2 separate regions of the Homo sapiens genome follow, and region 2 is linked to region 1. Evidence: read pairs that join two places in POLR2A ChIA-PET (ENCODE). Cell type or tissue: endothelial cell of umbilical vein. All regions are shown on one strand. Links, peaks and the distances in the headings refer to the core of each region. The heading gives the core; the rest is flanking DNA.

Region 1 (2,904 bases), core at 322-2,821:
AATTAGCACTTTGGGAGGCCGAGGTGGGCGGATCACCTGAGGTCAGGAGTCCCAAACCAGCCTGACCAACATGGTGAAACCCCGTCTCTACTAAAAAAATATGGAAGTAGCCAGGCTTGGTGGTGCATGCCTGTAATCCCAGCTCCTCAGGAGGCTGAGGCAAGGAGAATCGCTTGAACCTGGAAGGTGGAAGTTGCAGTGAGCCGTGATTGCGCCATTGCACTCCAGCCTGAGCAACAAGAGCAAAACTCTGTCTCAAAAAAAAAAAAAAAAAAAAAGGCCTGGAATTAGTTCGCAGGGCACTGTTGGCCTGGCCTGGGTCTCCAGCGCTCATCACTCCTCTCTTAATCAGCTGTTCTCTAATGGCAGGAGTGTGCTAATTAGCCTCTGAATCCCCAGCACAAAGCACCCTGCCTGGGACACAAGTAGGTGGGTGGATGGATGGACAGATGGGTGAGGAAGAGGATAGAAAATAAGCAACACAGTGAGACCATGTCTCTAAAAAAATTAAAAGAGGGCTGGGTGAGGTGGCTCAGGCCTATAATCCCAGCACTTTGGGAAAAGCTGAAGCGGGAGAATTGCTTGCATTCAGGAGTTCAAGACCAACCTGGGCAATAATGCAAAACCCCCATCTCCACAAAAAATTTAAAAATTAGCTGGGTATTATGGCACTTGCCTGTAGTCCCAGTGACTCGAGAGGCTGAGGTGGGAGGATCGCTCACTTGAGCCTGGGAGGTGGAGGCTGCAGTGAGCTGTGATTGTGCCACTGCACGCCAGCCTGGGCGACAGAGTGAGACGCTGTCTCAAAAATAAATTAATTAAATTAAATAAAAAATAAGAAAAAGAGCTGGGCACGGTGGCTCACGCCTGTAATTTCAGCACTTTGGTAGGCCAAGATGAGCAGATCGCCTGAGGTCAGGAGTTTGAGACCAGCCTGGACAACATGGTGAAATCCCATGTCTACTAAAAATTCAAAAAATTTGGCCGGGCGTGGTGGCTCACGCCTGTAATCCCAGCACTTTGGGAGGCCGAGGCGGGTGGATCATGAGGTCAGGAGATCGAGACCATCTTGGCTAACACAGTGAAACCCCGTCTCTACTAAAAATACAAAAAATTAGCCGGGAGCGGTGGCAGGCTCCTGTAGTCCCAGCTACTTGAGAGGCTGAGGCAGGAGAATGGCGTGAACCCAGGAGGCGGAGCTTGCAGTGAGCCGAGATCGCGCCACTGCACTCCAGCCTGGGCGACAGAGCCAGACGCTGTCTCAAAAAAAAAAAAAAAAAAAAAAAAAAAAAAATTCAAAAAATTAGCCGGGCGTGGTGGCGGGCACCTGTAATCCCTGCTACTTGGGAGCCTGAGGCAGGAGAATCGCTTGAACCTGGGAGGTGGAGGTTGCAGTGAGCCAAGGTCGGGTTACTGCACTCCAGCCTGGGCGACAGTGTAAGACTCTGTCTCAAAAAAAATAAAAAATAAAAAATAAGAAAAATAAGAAAAGGGTCCCTTTCACATGTTTACAAAGCATGCTACCATGCTAAGGGCAGAAACTCCAAGTGGAAGTGACTTCCCAAAGACAGCATGTTACGTGTGTCATTCTAGGGCCACACTTTCTCCATGGAGAAGGCGGAGGGGGTAGGGAAAGTTGCCAGCACACTCCAGCCTGGTTCCTGGCACTGTGCCCAGCATTTATAGCTAGTTTCCATTAGTCCTCATCCTCTATAAAGTGAGGGCCACTGTGCACCTGTCCTAGATGAGGAAAACGCACCTGGCCAGGGACAGTAAGGAGATGCTGAAACCAAGGTTATCAGGGGTGCCTGACCCCACCATGCTCCACAGCCTCCTTTGGGCAAGACAGACTAGGGAAGCTCTGTGAACCTTGCTAAAGACATTGGACTTTGGCCGGGCATGGTGGTTCACGCTTGTAATCCCAGCACTTTGGGAGGCCCAGGTGGGTAGATCACCTGAGGTCAGAAGTTCAAGACCAGCCTGGCCAACATGGTGAAACCCCCTCTCTACTAAAAATACAAAAATTTGCCAGGCAAGGTGGCATGCACCGTAATCCCAGCTACTCGGGAGGCTGAGTCAGGAGAATCGCTTGAACCTAGGAGGCGCAGGTCACAGTGAGCAGAGATTGTACCACTGTACTCAAGCCTGGGTGACAGTGAGACTCTGTCTCAAAAAAAAAAAAAATAAATAAATAATAAAAATAAAAAGAGGAGTAATGATTTGATTCCAACACTTCAGTCTACCTCTACTGTAGGTATCTGGCTCCTTGGAAGGGCCTCTGGTCCTGTCTCCCTCCAGGGTAGGTGTAATCAGAACTTTTTCAGCTGCAAGTGCCAGGAATCCAACTCATACTTCTTGGCTTACGTGAAAAAGAAGTGCATTGCCTTATACAACAGGAAAGTTAAGGGTTTCAGGCACAGCTTGATCCAGACACTCAAATGATCTCAAGAATATGTCTCTTCATATCTGGCCTCTTCAGGCCTCTGTGTAGACCCATCCTAGCCAGCTTTTTGCTGTTTTTTTTGTTTTTGTTTTTTGTTTTTTTTTTTTTGAGACAGAGTCTTGCTCTGTCGTCCAGGCTGGCGTGATCTCGGGTTACCAAAACTCCCACCTCCTCAGTTCAAACTATTCTCCTGCCTCAGCTTCCCAAGCAACTGAGACTACAGGTGCACACCACCATGCCTGGCTACTTTTTATATTTTTAGTGGAGACAGGTTTTGCCATGTTGGCCAGGCTGGTCTCAAACTCCTGGCCTCAGGTGATCTGCCTGCCTCGGCCTCCCAAAGTGCTGGGATTACAGGCGTGAGCCACTGCACCTTGCTCTGACCAGCTTTTCCTGCATACCAACAAGATATCACCAGCAGTGCTGGGCTTACATCCTATCAGCTTCCTAACTCCCAGTGG
Region 2 (2,904 bases), core at 110-2,609, 160 kb after region 1:
CAAGAAGTTGGAAATAACCTAAATATCATCACCAAATAATGGATTTTAAAAATTGTGTCATAACTGTACAATGGAAATGTACCACCATTAAAAAGAATTGTGTATATATATATATTTTTGACAAAATGAGTTCACAATGTTAAATGAAAAAAGGCAACTTACAGGATAATATACACAGTAAAATCCTTGTTCATTAAAATAAAAAATCCTGGCCGGGTTTGGTGGTACACACCTCTAATCTCACACTTTGGGAGACGCCTGCCTCACTTTGGGACAGGCAGGAGAATCGCTTGAGGCCAGGAGTTTGAGACCAGCCTGGGCAACATAGTGAGACCTCGTCTCTACAAAAAATGAAAAAGTTAGCCAGGCACGGTGGTGTTTATCTGTAGTCCAGCTGCTCAGGAGGCTGAGGTGGGAGGATTGCTTCAGCCTAGGGGTTCAAGGCTGCAGTGATTGGCACCACTGCACTCCAGCCTGGGTGGCACAGTGAGACCTGATCTCAAAAAAGCACTATTCCATTTAATCCCTTTTAAGAACTGGTTTAGCTCAGGCCTGTTAAGGTGAGGACAGGAGCCACAGGGCACGCCAGGCCTCTGGGGTGATATCCCCAAGCAAGGGGACTCTGTATTTGGAAGCTGCTCTAAGGTTTCGAGAGCAGGATATCCCAAGGATCCTGTCTCTTAAGGAAAAATAAAAATAAAAGATCCAGCTTTCTCTTCGCATGAGGTTATTGCACAGAGAACAGTTGGGCAGACACACACCAGGGGGTGCAATCATGGGACAGCTGCTTCTTCACTCATAAGTTTTTCTGCATTTTTTTTTTTTTTTTTTTTTTTGAGGCAGAGTCTCTGTCACCCAGGCTGGAGTACAGTGGCGCGATCTTGGCTCACTATCACCTCTGCCTCCTGGGTTCAAGCCATTCTCCTGCCTCAGCCTCCCGAATAGCTGGGATTACAGGCGCCCGCCACCACACCCAGCTGATTTTTACATTTTCAGTAAAGATGGGGTTTTGCCATGTTGGTCAGGCTGGTCTCAAACTCCTGACCTCAGGCGATCTGCCCACCTTGCTTCCGAAAGTGCTGGGATTACAGGCGTGAGCCACTGTTTCTGACCTCTGAACTGTTTTTGATTAATGGCTCTTAACTTTAAAAATGACAATCAAAGCAGTTTGAAATGAGCCTCGAGGAAGTGGGTAAAGGGGCTGCCACTCTGCTTAATTTTCTCCACACTGGGGTCTCATTTCCTCCTTGCCAGAGGGCTTGGAGAGTGAGACTTCCAAAGCAGCTCCAGTTTCCACAGGACCCACTAGGTGGGATACCTGTGAGTGGGAAGGGAGGTTTCAAGCCCTTCCCGAGAGACAAGAGCCCCACTGCACTCAGCCTGCCTTCCCCACAGGGCCCTCCTCCGCCCACCTGCCCTCCCCAAGGTCTCTCCAGACTTCCTGTGACCACTCTGTGACAAGGGCAACACAAAAGTCAAAAACCCATCAACACAGGCGGCACGGGCCGAGAGGGAGTTGCTTCTGGGTGGGAAAGAAAGTCCCCGAGTGGTGCGGAAAGGAGAGGAGCAGGCGAGTACCCTGTGGACGCGCGTCCAGCTGCGCAGGGGCCCCCACGCACCCGTTTCCCGTGGGTCTGTTTCCCATGAGCCAGTACCTGTGGGGTCTCGTGCGGCCAGGTTTCTGCCCTATCCGTCCAAGACACAGGATGAAGCTCATGCCTCACTCGGGGTCTCCTTCTCTCTCCCTGCAGTGCACCCACTCTGGACGGGCCCGGTCTCCGTGCCAGGGGGCACCCGGCAGTCTCCTATCAACATCCAGTGGAGGGACAGCGTCTATGACCCCTGGCTGAAGCCACTCAGGGTCTCCTATGACGTGGCATCCTGCCTGTACATCTGGAACACTGGCTACCTCTTCCAGGTGGAATTTGACGATGCCACCAAGGCATCAGGTGAGTGCCAGCTGGGGCTCGAGGACTTTCTCCTCTCCGCTCCCTGTTCTGGGAGCAGGGTCAGGGGCTTCGCGGAGAAGGCGGAGGAGAGCTGGAAGGTGCTGCTTTCCTTGTGCTGCTGGCGCGCCACTGCACTTCAGCCTGGGAGACAGAGCGAGACTCCGTCTCAAAAAAAAAAAAAAAAAAAAGAAGAAATAGAAAACTTGAATAGGCCGGGCACAGGGGCTCACACCTGTAATCCCGGCACTTTGTGGTTTTTTTTTTTTTCTCTCTCTCTTTTTGTTTTGTTTTGTTTGAGATGGAGTTTCGCTCTTGTTACCCAGGCTGAAGTACAATTGTGCAATCTCGGCTCACTGCAGCCTCTGCCTCCCAGGTTCAAGCGATTTTCTTGCCTCAGCCTCCCAAGTAGTGGGGATTGCAGGCGCCCACCGCCGCGCCTGGCTAATTTTTTGTATTTTTAGTAGAGACAGGGTTTCACCATGTTGGACAGGCTGGTCTTGAACTCCTGACCTCAGGTGAACCATCCACCTCGGCCTCCCAAAGTGCTAATCCCAGGAGGCCGAGGCAGGTGGATCACATGAGGCCAGCAGTAGTGCAAGACCAACCTGGAAAACAGGACAAGACCCCGTCTCTAGTAAAATTATAAAAATTAGCTGGGTGTGGTGATGTGCGCCTGTAGTCCCAGCTACTGGGTGTGGAGGCTGCAGTGAGCCAAGTTCACACCGGTGCACTCCAGCCTGGGCAACAGAGTGAAATTCTGTCTCAAAAAAAAAAAAAAAAAAGAGAAAAGAAAAGAAAACTTGAATAGCCTTAAATATAATTAATAAGGCTGGGTGCGGTGGCTCACACCTGTAATCCCAGCACTTTGGGAGGCCAAGGCGGGCAGATCACGAGGTCAGGAGTTTCAGACCAGCCTGACCAACATGATGAAACCCCATCTCTACTAAAAATACAA

What was found. ChIA-PET counts read pairs that join two places held together with the same protein. Peaks named below come from ENCODE experiments on the same cell type or tissue, not always from the same donor. Only the 100,000 strongest peaks of a DNase experiment are listed, where the experiment ranks them.
Region 2: POLR2A ChIA-PET joins it to region 1 with 6 read pairs; 7 of 35 experiments call an interaction of 5 or more read pairs at or near these places.

What each region holds. Positions count from the first base shown.
Region 1 is chr16:30,176,986-30,179,889 of GRCh38, forward strand. No RefSeq gene overlaps it. Among named protein-coding and RNA genes, the nearest start is that of CORO1A, 5.2 kb to the right of the region's middle. RefSeq lists an enhancer at 1-180. In endothelial cell of umbilical vein, for the core only: no CTCF peak of the experiment used is centred there; a DNase peak (open chromatin) is centred at 1,666.
Region 2 is chr16:30,341,388-30,344,291 of GRCh38, forward strand. It overlaps the pseudogene LOC100421031. Among named protein-coding and RNA genes, the nearest start is that of CD2BP2, 12 kb to the right of the region's middle. RefSeq lists an enhancer at 1,275-1,776. In endothelial cell of umbilical vein, for the core only: no CTCF peak of the experiment used is centred there; no DNase peak of the experiment used is centred there.